2 separate regions of the Homo sapiens genome follow, and region 2 is linked to region 1. The links are chromatin loops, found by intact Hi-C in ENCODE. Cell type or tissue: OCI-LY7. All regions are shown on one strand.

Region 1 (8,000 bases):
GGAGTTGACCATTCAGAGGAGAGAAGAGAGAATTCCCAGCAGAGGGAACAGCATGAATCAAGGTGGGGAAGTGCAGGGATGCAGGGGTTATGTGGTCATTACCCCTGCAAGAAGCAACCAGGTGCTTTCACTTATGTTGACAGGAAGTATCAGTGACCAAACATACAATCCAAATCTGGGAGAGTTAAGCACGAATCCCAGCAATATAGAGAAAGGAATTCTAGACTGGAATTCAGGAGACCCATTGTTCTTCTATCTAGAATATCATGTGACCCTGAGCTGGTGGCCATTTCATCTGAGCCTCAGTATCTTCATCTGCAAGATGGAAGTAAACATTTCTTCCCTATCTATTTTATAAGTCCCTTTGAGGGATAAGTGAGATCATGAACATGATAGGTTTAACTCAATTCAGGAAATGCCCAGCTTAGAATTCTTTATGGTAAGAGTGTAAAGCACTGATATCAAACTGAAGAAGTTATTAGCAGTATTTTAAGTGGGAATTAACATGCTTTATTCAGGAGTCAGCAAGGCATCCAGTGGCTGAAGTGTAGGGAGCATGACTAAGGGTAGCTTGGAGACACCCTTAAATATGCATAGATCTTATTTTTCATTCAACTTAGAAACATGGCTTTAATCCTTTATTTTATTATTTTAATACATAAACAAAACTGGCTCAGAATGAACATTCAAAGTGAAAAATATACCTAAGCATCTAAACCACTTATTCTATGCTTTGCAAATGACTTTGACTGTCACTATACCAAAAGGTTTGCTATCTGAAAATTTATCAGGACGGGTCAGAAGAAAAACAGGTAAAAATTGATTCAGAAAACAAGAGTTTGAAGGAGTCTTCAACCCCTTTCGGCCCTAATGCTTGGTAAGCACCCTGCACACAGTGCTGCAGTCATACCCCAGAACATATAGCCATTTCTCATTTCCGATATGCCAGAGCTGGGCAATGCTGCATGTGGTTCAGAAAGACTGGTGTTTATGTCATGGCTGGGATTGTAGACTATACACTTCCTGCAGGCCTTGTGAGATAAGACAGGGACATTTCTAGAAGAGCTGTCCTCTGGAACCCCAAGCAGTTTGGAGAAAAATCAAAGAGGGAGAGAAACAAGTGTCACTATTTTGAAAGGATGATTTAGCAGTGTCAGACAACTTAGATCACAAGATGATGGAAATAAGAAAATGCCAAAACAATTTGCTCTCTTCCTTCACCTTTCTTCTAAAGAGCTTAACATATTTTATAGACATAGATGCACATTTTTATCATTGTACATTGGCAAGTCACTTTATCTTCCATAACTTCAAAGGTTCCCCTTTCCTCGTTTTTAAGGAATGGTGAGCAGATTAAGTGAGAAGCCCTTTGAAAACCGCCATGTCTGTGGTAATCATTGCTTAGAGAGAGAGCCAGGGCAGGCCTTGACATTTGTTCCATCCACCCCAGATGGCATTTTAATCTCTTTGCTCTCCTGCTGTTACATGGAGAAGAAAAGACTGGTCCACATGCAGGACCAGAGGCCTGAGTGGATGTGTCAGCTCTGCTCTGTGTCCCTGGGCAAATTAATTTACATTTCTGGCTTTGGATCTCTTTTCACCATTATCCTCAAAAGGTAGACATGAGCTCTAATATCCCTTTCAGTTCTAACACCTTGCAAAACCAAGATTCCTCAGGCTGTACTCTACTAACTGAGCAAGGGCCAAAAGCCATGAAGATGAGGGTTGTAGCTGGTGTTCCTGTTTCCTTACCTGTAAATTGAAAAGAACACTTACTTTGTGGAGTCTTTGGAAGGATTAGATATGATATACTCAAATCTGCTAGCACAGTGTTTGGTACCCAGTGGGTGCTCCATAAATGGTTTCCTAAATCAAAACTACAAGATATCCAGTATAAGACTCTGCCAACCTGATCTCTTGTCTTCTCAATTCCAGGCATCTTCATGGCTTGAGCACACGGCCTCTGAGTTACAGCTGACTCCTGTGAACTTGAAGTCCAAACATTAGAACAATCTTTGAGGCTTTCTGTTTTTTTCCAGAGGACATATGGAAAGCCTGTGAACTTTTCTGTTTCTTTTAGCTGGAACCTTGTGCCCCTGAGCACCAGTTTGCTCCAGGTGTCTGTGAAAGACTCCAAGGGAAATTGTTCCTAAGAACAACTATTTGCTTCACTGCGTTCATGCCTGCAAATGTTTTGTGCACCCCCTGCAATTGCAGGAGGAAGGAATACAGGAGACTGAGAGTCTGAAGCCACGAGTCAGCAGCATGATGTCCTTCTGTGTCTGCTTTGCCCAGTTGCCATCCTCCCAGTGTGATAAGCACTTGAGAACAGTAAGTCTTCATCAGCAACAGCGATGTCATTGCAGGCACTGGGCAGGCTAGAAGCTGTAGAAACGTGTCTCACTTACTCAGCATCCCCATCCCCTGCAGAACCTAGAAAAAAATCAGAAAATTCTACATGCTTTTTCCTATTTAATGAGGTCGAACATTCTTAAGGAATGAAAAGCACAGCTCCAGACTAGCTTTTAATTAGCTTCAGGAGCCCTTGTTTCAAACTAGCCTGGTTCCCAAAGCTATTCTCTCTCTCTGCTCTGAATGAGATGAAAATTCAATGGCATTTCTCTTTGTCAACTCATACTAAAGTGCTCCTTCTGCCCCACAGGGTTACATAGGGAAGGACACTCAGTAGCCAGGCACTGCACATTTTGACCCCAGTAGGACACCAGAACCCTCAAAGGGCGGTTAAAAGACCAGATTTGGTGTTGTTTTTGATAACCTGCTGTGTAAACTTGGGCCGGTTTCTCCACGTGTACAACGGAAAAAAAAATATGAACTTTAGAACCAAATAGACCTGGGATAAAACCCTGCCTTCTCATCTGAGTGCCTAGCAAGTTAACTAAGACAGTTTCTGTCTCTTCATTTGCGCTAACGGTATTGATGTCTACCTTGTGGGATGTCTGAGGGGCCAAAGGAGATATTGTAAGGAAAGCATAATGTCCTGGACATTGATAGACACTCAGAAAACGCTGTTCCTCTACTTTCATCCTCATTCCTCCCCTCTGCCTATTTCACTGGGTTGAAGTAATGACCCAAAGGGATAACATGATTCAGAGGTTAGGAGCCTCAGTTTTGTAGCCAGAGGCCAGGGTTCAAATCCCATTCCTGCCCCATCCTGGCTGTGTGAACATGTGCAAGTTCCACGCCCTCACCGTTTCTTTGCATTGAAAATGCAGACAATGTCAGTAGCTCCCCCATAGGATTACTGTGAGGACTAAATGAGATAGTGTACAAGACGCCCTTGCCTAGTGCCTGGCACATGGTAAGTACACTATAAATTATTAGTTAACAACAACAGCTATAGCATCTGAGAGTGCATTGTAAAATGGAAAAATCCTCCAAGACGCTCATCTCAAATCCTTTTTGGAAAGAATGTGCCAGTGTTACCGATGCTTATGTAAATGTAAGTGGTTATTATTTATGTAGGAGAACATTACTGACTATTATGCAGGAAGAGGGAGAGAACAATGTAGAGGAAGAAAAAAATTTACAATGGGCTTCAAAGGGGAAAGAGGAGAAAGTAACATCTCACCCAGCAATATAAAAGCAGCCCCATATAACTCAGCTCTGCTCTGACTGTAAAACATTATATCAATAGTCTTCCCTGAAAAAAGACAAGAAAGAGAAACACATGGAAAAGAAAGGAGAAGGACAACCTCATTTTATTTCCCCTAAAATTAATCCTAAGGTTGTATTTATCCAACAGAATCTTACTAAACACCCACCCCATGGGAGATGCAGAGACATAGCAGGCCTGGCTCTGTCCTCAGGGAATTTGCAGTCTAATGAGGGCCTTCCAACAAGTACATAAATAACTAATTAAAGGTAGAAAGTGAAGTGTCATGAATTATCCTCATCATTGTTATTAGATGTCATTTTTATTGAATTCTCTTTTTTATTATATCATCTCTTTTTCCAAAAAGAATTTTGGACAATTTATAACATAAAAGAAGTTATACCCTGGGTTTTTTTAAAAAAAGGAACTAGATATTTAGATTAAAGCAAAAAGATGTGGCAAAGACTAATGTAATTATCGAATTGAGAATCAAATTCAAGTGAGCATTCTGGACATCAGGGCAAAATCAAAATAGGAAACATATTATTATAATTTAATATTTCTTACATGTTGATGATCTCTTAAGTAATATTCAGAAGCGTAGACAAGGCCAAATTCAGTAATCTTGCATTTTCAATTCAACTGAAAAATGCCAAAATCATGCATGTCTGTGGAATTCAGGTAGGCACTGTTGATTATCAACATTTAAGGCCATTATTTTGGAAAAATCATCATCTTTAGTATGAATCACTAAAATATTGTTGCTTTTCATTGTTGGGAGGATTGTTTCTTAGGTAGCAGCTATGAAGAATGCAAGCTGTTTCACTTCTTATGTTTAATATATATACTCTAAAACCCGAACAATATTTGTATCATTAGGCTAGACTCGATAATTTTATTTTCAATGAGATTTCAGTGCTCCAGAGAGCTTTGATCTGTCACAGGGCTCTCTTGGGTTAATTGCTGCTGTTCTCAAGTCATCCTCGCTCAGACAGGTAGGTGGGAGTGAGTAGAATTAGCCAATTGTACAGAGAATCAAAGCCATTTGCTTGCAAGACTACCTACTTCTGAGAATTACCATGAATTTTGCATGCCACTAAGAAAGGAAGGAAGGAAGTGACATCTTAAAGATCCTGGGCTTGGGCGAGCTGCGGTGAAGAAGACCAGCTGCTATTATTCTTCTGGCTGGTTCTGGCCTATTGTGATGTCTTTTATAAATCTAAGAGAACTTGAATTTTAAAGCTTGTTTTAAAGACCCTGTTTTGCCTTTTTAAACTGTAATTCTTTAAATGTTCAGGAGCTTGATTAATGAGGAAGAGTTAAAAATAAGTAAATAAAAAAGACAAGTAAACAAGTCAGGGGAAGAGGTGCTGAACTGAAAGAAATAAAAAGAATTGCAAGGTGAGGAGAAGGGAGACTAAGATGTCCAGAAGGCAATAGCATCTCGCCATTTCTCTGTTCCAGGCCCTGCAGTGCCCCTGAGAGGGGGTTTCTGGTGTCGGCCAGTTGAGAGAGAGCCCTGATCAGGCACGGGGCTGGACAGGGAGCCTGGTAACACGTGCTGGTCAATACCACACACATCTGTTTGATTTGGCACTGCTTACCAGCCAGCTGCTGGCACAGAGCCAGAAGGGGCAGGTGGGGGTGTTTGGGGAGGGGGAAGGCAGGGGAGAGGGGATTATGTACAGTTGTTCCAAAATGGGGAACGGGGAGGAGGCCAGAAGAAATGAGGTGATGGAGGCCCCAAGGGCAGGCTGGAGCAGGAAGCCCACAGCTGTGGTGGTAGACCTTGCTGCTAATCACCCTCTGCAGCAGGTGAAGGTACTGAGTCAAAGTGCAGAGGCAGTAGGGAGGTGGCTTCCATAGACATTCAGGCATGGGGCCAGGTTTGCGTGAAGTGTCAGAAGTGCTTTCTCACTCTCCCTTTTGACCCACGTACTGTCTATCTCCCTAATGGTGAGCCTTTCAGAAATTCCAGACTAGCCACCATGTTGCTTCCCTATTTTTCCGACAAGATTAAACATTTTATACCCCACCTCAAATAATGTTTTTGGTTTTGTGGGGTTTTGTTTTGTTTTTTTGTTTTTTGCTTTTTTTTGCTCACAAAGACTTTCTCTAAGCTGTTAACAGCCTCCCAACCATCTAGAGAGAACTTTGGAAAGAATAAGCCTGCTCACTTAACAGAAGACTTAGGAAGTATGAACAATGTTCCTGAAGCCACCTGGCTTGGACAGTGCAAGAACAATCTGAGCAAACGCTGACTTTTCCACCCCAACACCATTTGCTCTGCCAAAATTTGCTCTGGTCCAAACTTTCAACCTTGTGCCAAGATGTTGAGTTGGTGAGTAGTGAATGTACACACCAGGGGAGAGCCATATTACTATGTCATCTCAGTGTGAAATCTGACACAGGCATACACGTTCAGTGTTCACTGTTTATTAACCAACACTGTCTGCCAGAAACCATGCTGGCTCTTCAAGTAGCTCACCGTCTGGGTGGTCTCTTCCTGGATCTCTATCCAGGTGTCCATTGCCTAAAGGGAATCCATTCAAGTCACTTCCACATGCTTGAAAATCTCACAAGTTTATCCTCTCTGCTCCTTAAAAAGTTCTATTCCCACCACTAGCATCACAAGTGACAAAAGACAAGACACTGTGTTGCAGCTGAAACTGACTATTCTGCTTCTTGAAACAGCAAAATCTGTTTACTTCTATGGTATTCTCAGTACACTGAGGGTCAAAATAATGTGATTGGGAATTACCGACATCCAATATAAAATACTAAAAAACCCAGAAAATTTTATATGGTTTGCCCTAATAATATAGGTTCAGGTTCTAAAGGGTATATGAGGTTCAAATCCTAATTCTGCCATTTCTTAGCAGGGTAAACTTTCCTTCTCTGTAATTTAAAATGGGAAGAATAGGAGACCTTATCTCATAAGGTTGTTGTAGTAAAGGGCTCACTCATGTAATGGCACAGATTTTGGCTACTGCACTCCAGAATGAAAAGGGAGATTTGTCCTTCATAGACAGGGCATCTACAACCACAACATCCCACTTCAATCTGGTTTTTCTTTGAATAATAAATTCCCCACCTTGTGTCACTGTAATTCTATCTTTCAACTCTCAATGCTCACACAGAATACTGACAGTTAAGAGACACCATTAAACTCTGCTACTCAGGAAAGGAACTTCAGGAACATAAGCTATCTACAGATAGCAAATACCAGCAAAGTTTAATCTGATTTATCAGCCACTTATTATTACTCCATTTCCCTTTTGCACCAGTGTCACATTCCCTGGAGACCTTTCAGGCTCTTCTTAGTCCTGGGCCTTCTTGACCCTCTACCTGAAAGGTGGTTTTCCTCTAGTTTTCTTTAATATAATTCCCAGGCTTCCTTCACTCCTTCTTCATCTCATCCTGAGGCTTTCGGTTCTGCACGCTTTGTCACATCCCTCTTCCATTACCTAACTCACCTGGATCCTCGTCCAACCTTCATGCCTTACACTGTGCACGGCTATACCATAGTCTCAACTCTGCTTTGGAATGATGTTGGGTCATAAGCAGTTTATTCAGCATAGTTTTCCATTTTCAAACTCGTTTCCGTAGGCTGTATTACAGCTCTGTAGGACTGTAGACCCCTATTGATATAAAACATAGATATCCATAGTTATCCTATATAGGGTATTTCCTCAGAAGTCCCAACTGCATCCACAAGGACTTGGTCACTGATACCTTGCGTGGTTGACACTGCAAGAGTTCTCAACTTAATTCTCTGCTCCACTCCAGGATTGAGGGCTTTTATTGTCTTCAGTGAGAGGACATTTAGCAGTCAGGTGACCCAGCATCAAGTTTGTCCCTTTCTGACCTTGCACCCTGGGTCCAGTGACTCATCTTATCTCTGATTTCATAATCCACCCAGGGTCCTCATTCCTACAAAACTGTTGGAATTAAAGTCTACCACCAACAGCTCCATAGCCTGCCTGTCTAGGAACAGGACTTATTCCCAGCCTCCCCCTAGCTTGATGGTAGAGTGGAAACAAACAGCAGGTTTGCACTCTTACCTAACCACTTCTTACATGACTAGTTGCTTTATCTCTCTAGGCCTCAATTTCCTCATTTGTTAAATAGGAATAAAATTACCCTTGCAGAGATACTGTGAGAATACATCACAAAGCAGACTGAATTCTTGACACATAGCATTGCTCAGTGAATAGTAGCTGTCTTTCTTAGGATGACCATTTATTATGGCTGGCTTGATGCTGGCTGCCGCTCAGCCTGTCCACCTCTTGCTTATCTTCGTGTGCTGCTGACACTCCCACATTCACCATCACACCTACCTAACCTCCTCATCTGAGTTCCAACTCCTCCTCTCCTCCAAGTGTGT
Region 2 (8,000 bases), 98 kb before region 1:
ATAATTACAATGCCTGAATCACTGGATTGCTATCATTAAATAAGATGAAAAATAAGAAAGTGATTTGTAAACAGGAAGTCACTTTTCATACCACAATGTTAATATTAAATTATAATAAAACCCAACCCAATAAAAGCAGTCCACTTTTCTGAATGCCCACCACATGCCAAGTGCCAAGTACTTCACATACCTTGTTTCTTTTAATTCACACAATGAATGACCCGAGGAGAACGCTCAACTAACAACCATGTACTTGAACCAGGGGTTTAAATCAGTCATACACACAGCAGGATTTAAATACTATCTTCCACATGGTACCTTCAGAAACGTGGGCCTGGGATTTCATTCATGGGATACACATGGCTCCCCCCCCCGTACCCCCTGCCCCCTCTGTATTGAGTGGGTGGCTCTCACCTGTGGAGGGCAGGGTGCTCTCATGTTTGTTTATACCAGAACATAGAATAGAACTTGGTAAAGGTAAATGCTCATTTAAGAAATAAAAATACATCAAATAAAGTAAAAAGCAACCTGGTAGATAGCATTTCCTTTTCATTTTTTTAAAATAGCTTTATCGAAGGATAATTGAATGGAAATGGTCATTAATATATATCCAGAATCTATTAACGTTCGGCTAAGTTGGGGGGAACATAGGGATGTTTTAAGGCAACTAAGCGATTTAGAAAACTTAAGTTCTTTAATGTTTTCAAAGAAAAGGTTGAGTCTGTAAGATATAATCTGGCAATTTGTATAGAACTCTTTCTACTAGCTTCCAGGAATCCCTGCTCTGTGAGCTTTTTGCCAAACTGATTGATCTTCCCAGACATAATCTGGGGACCTTCTCTAATATGCCCCTGTCCCGCTGTCAGCTTAATACACTCTTTTGCTAAGTAATAGGGTATTGCTAGTGTTCTTCCAGGTTCTCTTCATAAAGGCGCTTCTCTGTCAATAAGAGACTGTGTTTATATTCTTGTGCACAAATAACTGGCCCTCTTCTCAGTGTTTGAGATCCCTCATCTTGCTCCGACTGTTGCAGCCTTTTCTCGCCATGACAGACTGCCATACTACATGGCCTTCTCCCATCGAAAGGTGAGGTCAAGTCTCCTTCCTCTGAATCTGGGTGGGGTTGTGACTCACTTTCAATCATTCTAATATAGAGTAAGTGATGTTGTGTGATCTCTGAAGGTATGTCATAAAGAAAATGATGCCATTGCCTCCTTGTTCTCTAGGGTCTAGCATGTGGACCACTGAACTGCCAAGGAAGCAGTCCAACTGCCCTGAGGCTGCCATGCTGTGAGGAAACCCAAAGTGGTCCATAAAGAAGGATTATGTGGAGGGACCCTGAAAGATGCCTGGCCTGCCTCCCACTGCTCCAGTACCCTCCTCCCCAACTCTTCCAGCTTCAGCCACTGTCTGCAACCACATGAGAGCTCCCGAGCCATAAATGCCCAGCCTAGTCTCCCCTAAGTTTCTAACCCACAGTTTAAACTACTAAGCTTGGGTTGCTTTGTTATGCCTCAATAGCAACTGGGACATGCCCCTTTCTCCATTCTGCTGCTGAATCTGGTTACAGCAGCAGAGACACATGCCAGGGGCATCTCTAGTAACAGGGGAAAGCCCTTTGGGAGTAGATTCAAAGTGGGGGGTCAAGACAAATTATTCAGCGAGCCTGACTTTTAGAACTCAAGGGGCACCAAGTAAGTGCATGATCCTGAGGCAATCAATTCCTCTCGTTTTCCTTTTTTTGTAAAGGGATGAACTAGACACAGTGTGGAAAGCCAGCTTTACCACATTCTCCTACGATCTTCTGAAGTTACCTAATCTCTCTAACCCCAGATTCCTCTTCTGTAAAATGGGGATAATAGCCACAAAAATAGAACAGTAGTGTAAAATTAGATAGTATGTGTGGAAAAGTAGAGTCTTGAAACTTGACTTAAGTGGTTGATGAATGTTAGCCCCCTCCACCAATGCCTTCCCCTTGCATTCTAATATTCTCTGCTCCTCTGAGCAAATTTACCAGATGATTGTTGGAGTTTTTTGTAATCCTCATCAAGTCAGAGAAGACTAGTGAGGTTGTGGCAAATAAATGATTCTGAGGGTCCAGGGCGAGCTTTAGGTAAATTGTGGTTTTAGTGTTTGAGAAAGAGCCTGTCACTAGTGGGAGTCTTCATTATTCACTGGCAAGATATAACAAGCAGGGCTTTGCAGTAATGCACAGCTCCTCTGCTCTTGGCAATCTTGTGGCCGAAAGATATTTTTAAAGCCCCTGTTTTCAGATGACCGTGTTTCTGATTAGCATGTGTCTTTTCCATTTTCAGTTCCACGAAGAGAAAGGCAAGTGAAATTTGCCCAGCCTCACCATCTCCAAATGGGTGATATTACTGAACAATTATTTAATGGCCCCACAGCATCTGTTTTTTATATTTTGGGGTCCATACTGGAAGTTCAAGCTTATGAATAATCCAGATATTTAAAAGCCAATGCTCAACTGGATATTCTCCTTAGGATTATTTTAGCCTTGTCTAGAATCAGAGTGTCTGTCAATTGCCACAACATATATATTAAGTTTGAAAGAGATTAAGCTGGAAAATTCGATATTTTAAAAATAATACCAAGAGAGGCTGGGAGCAGAAAGAGAAGAAAAGATAACTATTGGGTACTGGGTGATGAAATAATATTTACAATAAACCCCCATGGCAAGTGTTTACCTATGTAGCAAACCTTCACATGCACCCCCAAACATAAAATAAAAGTTAAAGAAAGAAAAAAACAGAAACTCTTACTTATAACTCATTTCATTTAATAACGTTTTTACTCTTTTAAAAATAAAATAATGCTAATGATGATGATAACAGGGTTCATACCTGTAGAGCATTTTACAAGTGGCAGAGAGCTTTCATTGATATCATTTCTCTTAAGTCTTCACCCTGTGAGGTAGGCATAGAAAGAAATTTTATCCCCAAATGACAGATGAAAAAATAGAGAGCCCATGAGTTTAACTGACTTGCTCAAAGCCACAAAGGCTGCATTTCCTGAGCCTGAGTACCCCTAGGAAGAGCTCCAGCCAATCTAGGGTGCAGAACCAATGAGTTAGTTTATCATTTATCAATCCCAGTGATGCATAAGCTGTGCAGAATTAGAAAGGTCAGCTCCAGGCTGGCCCACCAAAAAAGTAGAGGAAAACTTGGGAATGCCCACTAGCCTATTCAGAAGTTGGATTCAGGTTGGGAGAAAGAAAATAGGAGCCGAATTATTTTGAGGTGGTATACACGAGTTACCTATTGCCATTGTAACAAAGCCAGCACAAACTTGGTGGCTTACAATGACATAAATTTATCCTTTTACAGTTCTGGAAACCAAAAATCCAACATTAATTTCTCTGGGCTTTCAAATCAAGCTGCCAGCAGGGAGAGTTCCTTCTGGAGGCTGTAGGGGAGAATGTATTTCCTTGCCTTTTTCAGCTTCCAGAGATTCTCATATTCTTTGACTTGTGGCCCCTTCCTCCATCTTCAATGCATATAATCTCTGTTTCCATTGTCACACAACTCTCCTCCTACACCTTACAATGGACCCATCTGGATGACATGGGATAATCTCTGCACTTCATGACCCCTAACTTAATCACATCTGCAAAGTCCCTTTAACATGTAGGAGAACATAGTCCCAGGTTCCAGGAATTAGGACATGGGCATCTTTGGGACCATCATTCAGTCTACCATAGGTGACAAGGTGACAGGCGGATGGTGGCCACCGTTTTTTTTTGCATGGTTGTGTTTGCCTGTCTGAAAGCCACACTCCTCACTGCCACCTGACATGTAGAGGCCAAAATAGAAAACACATCTTCAGATCCCAAGTAAAGTGCTCTTTCAGGCACGTCACACCTGCCATCTCAAACTATATTTACATTCATTTTTGCAAATAGCCCATTCTTGTATAGAAGGCAATTAATATTTGCATAATGTTTTAGAGTTTATAATGGCCTTTTTATTTACATGAAGTCACTTAAACCCCTACAATAGCCCTCTGAGACAGTTATTATTAACACATTTTTACATATGAAGAAGCTAAGGCTCAGCGGGGTGAAGTGGTTTGTCTAAGGTCACCCAGCTGGTAAGGGCAAGACCACAATGCAAATCCCAAAAGTTCCACTATATTCCGCTCTAAATAATGAGTCTATACTGAAGTCCACTTACTAGCCATGGTGGCTTATCTTTTGGGGATACTCTGAAGGTGAATGGGGTCTCCATTGCGCTTTTGAGATAAAATGAGTCAATAAATGTGAAAGTCCTTTGTAGCAGTATGACTCACTATGACAGAAAGTTATTGATAGCATTATCATCATCACCACCAACATCCTCTGCCCTGGAGACCAAGAGAATTCAAACAGGTCAGCACCTCTAATTGCTGTATAGAACATTGACCCTACTGTCTCCCAGTTCCTGAGGATGGTGTGATAATAATACATCTCAGAGTTCTGTAGTTTCTTCACCACTGTGCAGGTGTGGTTGGTGGGAGCAATGCCCTGGATGGATAAGCCAAGCTCTTGTGTCCTGGCAGATAAACAAGGTGAACCCTCAATCCGTGTAGCAGGAGTTTCCAGACAAACTCACTTTGCATGGAAGGACACTAACCCTTCCAGGTGCATGGAAATATTTTGTAGTTTTTACTGTCTCCCCCTTCCTCCACTGCCTCATCTTTTTTGTTTTTTCCCCTGTGAGACTATTTGCTCTGCATTTCAGATGTGTCTAATTTTGTGGAAAGGAGAAGGTTGGGAGCTCCGGAGCTAATAGGATGCACAGGAGGAAGATACGGAGCACAGTGGCTGAGACCTGACAGCTCTCTGAAGACTCCACTTCACCGCCGCCACTCCACTTCACCGCCGCCAGCCCTGGCCCACACCTTTCTTAAGAGCAACTTAAGAAATTTGCAACTTCAAAACCAGACCAGAGGGTGAGAAGAACTAGCCAACCCATCCTCCAAGTGTGACTGAGCGGTCAGGCTGCCCCCACCTCATTTGAGTGAGACCGCCAAGAGCCTTCACGTGGGACCTAGACCACAGGAACACAATTAGGAAGTACTCCCTGCCCCTCACAACGGCCATCCTCACCAGGCAGCGGGGACAGAAGGGAGGCAGGTGCATTCAAATCGCGCTGGCCTGAAGAAGGGAAATGAAGCGCTAAACTCAGCTCGGTCCCACAATGAGTCAGAATGGGGGCAGGGAGGAGCGCCCAAAGCCCTCTGGCCCTTCTCCTTGGGAACTAGTCCTGCACATGGCCACCAGCCCTGGGAATCACAGCATTTGGCATGGGTCTCAGTTCTTGTACTCCATTGCTGTGGGACAAGAGACACTAAACTTCCAGGTTTTCTCTCAATAGCTGGCTTCACCTGTAAACACAGTGGCATATTAGACAAGCTCTCTTCATCTGAAATGTGCCCACCCCCCCAACAATCCCACCTTTGCCTGCTCAAACCTGACTCATGCTTCATGTTCATATTCAACTTCTTCCCTTGTGCTTCTAACTAAATCTAGGAATCTCCTTGTTCTTAGAACCACCTTTATCCCTTCTCAGATATTTATGTATATCAGTTTTTAAATGAAAATAATTTCTCACCTATTAAGCTGGGCACCCTGCTAATCACTTTCACACTTGCTGTTTAATTTGCTGTTTTGCTCCCTAATATTAGACAAAAACTCCTTGAAAACAGAGACTGTGTCTGACTCATCGCTCCTTCCCCCACCAGGCACTATCCTCTCAACAGTTACTGGATTAATAATTTTTTAAAAAATTTTAAAAAACTATTTTAAAAAAATATAAATTAGTAAAAACTGTGGCATTAGCATGAAATGACTAATATGTTCAAGTTCCACTTGAGGAAGTTAGGGTGATGTCAGTGAAAACCTGCCCTTAGAGGATCCCTGCCTGCATGAGGGACTCTGGGACTGCAAAGTGCCAAGAGAGCCTTACTCAGGGTGACCACAGGAAGGTGAGCCAGAGGAATCTTCATTTAGGGAGAATCTGGCAAGAAAATTCCAGGCATCTGCTGGAAGCCATAGAATGTAGGTGTAAGAAGCAAGTGAGGATGGTATGGAAAGAACTAGCTGAGAGAAAGCAAGTGAGAGCTGACACCAGAAAAAGATGAGGGTCTTAGAGTTCTTATTTTATGTGGTTATTTGTGAAGAATGCAGGGCCAGGTGCCTCAAAGGAGATTCACAGAGTATTAAGTATATTTGAGCCTATTTGACAAGCCCAGAAGACATTCCGAAGGGTCTTGTCTCTGAGGAGCTTGTGCCTGGTTGTGAGGAGGTACATTTGTTAGATATCATTTGTTAGATAGACTCAAGGTGAAATCTCAAAGCAGTTCACCTCGCTTTTGGCATATTTGTTAGATATCACTGCTCATCCTCCCTTGTTTCAGGATCTTCCCCAGGCCATGAGAGTCTGAGAAGCAGGTGGGGAGTGAAAAGAGCACAGGCATGGGGGTCAGGAGATGCCATTCACAGCCGTGGCTCCCCCATTTACTTGTATCACAAACTGGAACAAATTGCTCCACTTCTCTGAGTCTCCATTTCCCCATCTATGCAATGATGGGATGCAACTAGAATCTCACTGTCAGATTGAGTTCTACAACAAAGTGGTGTAGACTGCATGGCAACAAAAAACAAGAAAAATCTATTTCTCACAGTCTGGAGGCTGGAAGTCCAAGGTCAGAGTGCCAGTATGGTCGGGTGCTGGTGAGGGCCGTCATCTAGGCTGCAGACTGCCAACTTCTTGTTTTACACTCACATGGTAGTAAAGGTGCTAGAGAGCTCCCTGAGATCTTTTTATAAGGGCACCGATGCTATTCATGAGGTCCCACCCTCCTACTCTAATTATCTACAAGACGCCTCACCTCCAAATACCATCACACTTTGGATATGCTTCAACATATACAGTTGGTGGTGGGTGAGAAGCATGAGCGTTCAGTCCATAACAATCACTATATTTCCTCTGAGTTTCTCCTGCTCCTCCTCTTCTAAACACACCACCAGCAAACCTCTCTGTTCCTCTTCCCTGATGGTAAGAAGAGAGGTGGAGGGATCTCTTCTCACCATGGCTGGTCCAACCACCTATGAACTAGTCCCTTTCTCTTCAGCCTTCTTCAAGGACCTGCTTCACCAGTTATCCTCTTTACCTCTTGGATTATCAGTCTCTCCTGTTTCTGGAACTCCTTTCTTTCAGCCTATCAGTGTCCTTGAATCTCTCTAAATTCTTAAAACCATTTTTTTCATCCAGTAATTGATAAAGCTGTCTCCTCTTCACAGCTAAATTTATTGAGTATGTATTGCCATCTTCATGATCTCACTCCTTGCCTACACCCCACCCACTACAACCTGGCTTATAAACAACCACACACATACTCACACCACTGAAAACCCTCTTGATGAGGTCCCTGGTGACCTCCTCATTGTCAAATCAAATGATTTCTTTGCAGTCTTCATCCTCCTCATTCCCAAAGTGGTATTTGCACTAAAAACCAACTCTTCATCAGTCTTGAAATTCTCTCCTGGTTCTCCACAGTCTCTTCTATGCTGCCCACACTTTAATGTTGGGATGCTTCAAGATTTCACCTTGAGCCTATCTATTCCCCCTGACCCCACCACCCAAAGTTCCCTGGGAACACTCATTTGGTTCTAGAGCTTTAAGTACCATTATACCCTGATGACTCTAGTCCCTACTTCTCCCGCAAAAACCATCTCTGTCTTCCCAAAAGCCTATTCACATCTCTAGTGGGGTGTTTTTTACAGAAACTTAAAATACTGTGCTCCAAAGAGCCCTCTCCTATAGATTCACCAAATGTGCTCTGTGTCCTTTGTGTTCAGCCTTGGTTAACAGCATATTTTTCCACTCTACTTCTAAAGCTAGAAATCACAGAGTCTTCCTTAGACACTTCCTTTCCTTTACCCTCCGCATGTCAGTCAACAAACCCTAGGAGTTTAACTTCAGAAATTAATAGGCCTCATC

The links. Hi-C counts contacts between places; a loop is a spot of excess contacts. Peaks named below come from ENCODE experiments on the same cell type or tissue, not always from the same donor. Only the 100,000 strongest peaks of a DNase experiment are listed, where the experiment ranks them.
Region 2: a loop joins it to region 1, with 9 times the contacts of the local background. A loop is called at or near these places in 7 of 110 quality-filtered maps.

Annotation. Positions count from the first base shown.
Region 1 is chr3:187,995,326-188,003,325 of GRCh38, forward strand. LOC107986166 (a long non-coding RNA gene) reads right to left here. Exons shown (of 5, transcript XR_001741061.2): 4 at 7,090-7,254; 5 at 1-2,433. Among named protein-coding and RNA genes, the nearest start is that of LINC01991, 23 kb to the left of the region's middle. In OCI-LY7, a CTCF peak has its summit at 4,969; DNase peaks (open chromatin) are centred at 4,706 and 5,266; H3K4me3 peaks cover 2,290 bases; H3K27ac peaks cover 3,233 bases.
Region 2 is chr3:187,897,219-187,905,218 of GRCh38, forward strand. It overlaps LOC124906315 (a long non-coding RNA gene), which reads left to right and starts at 405. Exons shown (of 3, transcript XR_007096212.1): 1 at 405-1,086; 2 at 1,227-4,636; 3 at 4,737-5,656. RefSeq lists enhancers at 4,571-5,072, 5,079-5,128. In OCI-LY7, CTCF peaks have their summits at 3,751 and 3,974; DNase peaks (open chromatin) are centred at 2,233, 3,043, 3,923, 5,063 and 2 weaker places; H3K4me3 peaks cover 5,137 bases; H3K27ac peaks cover 7,376 bases.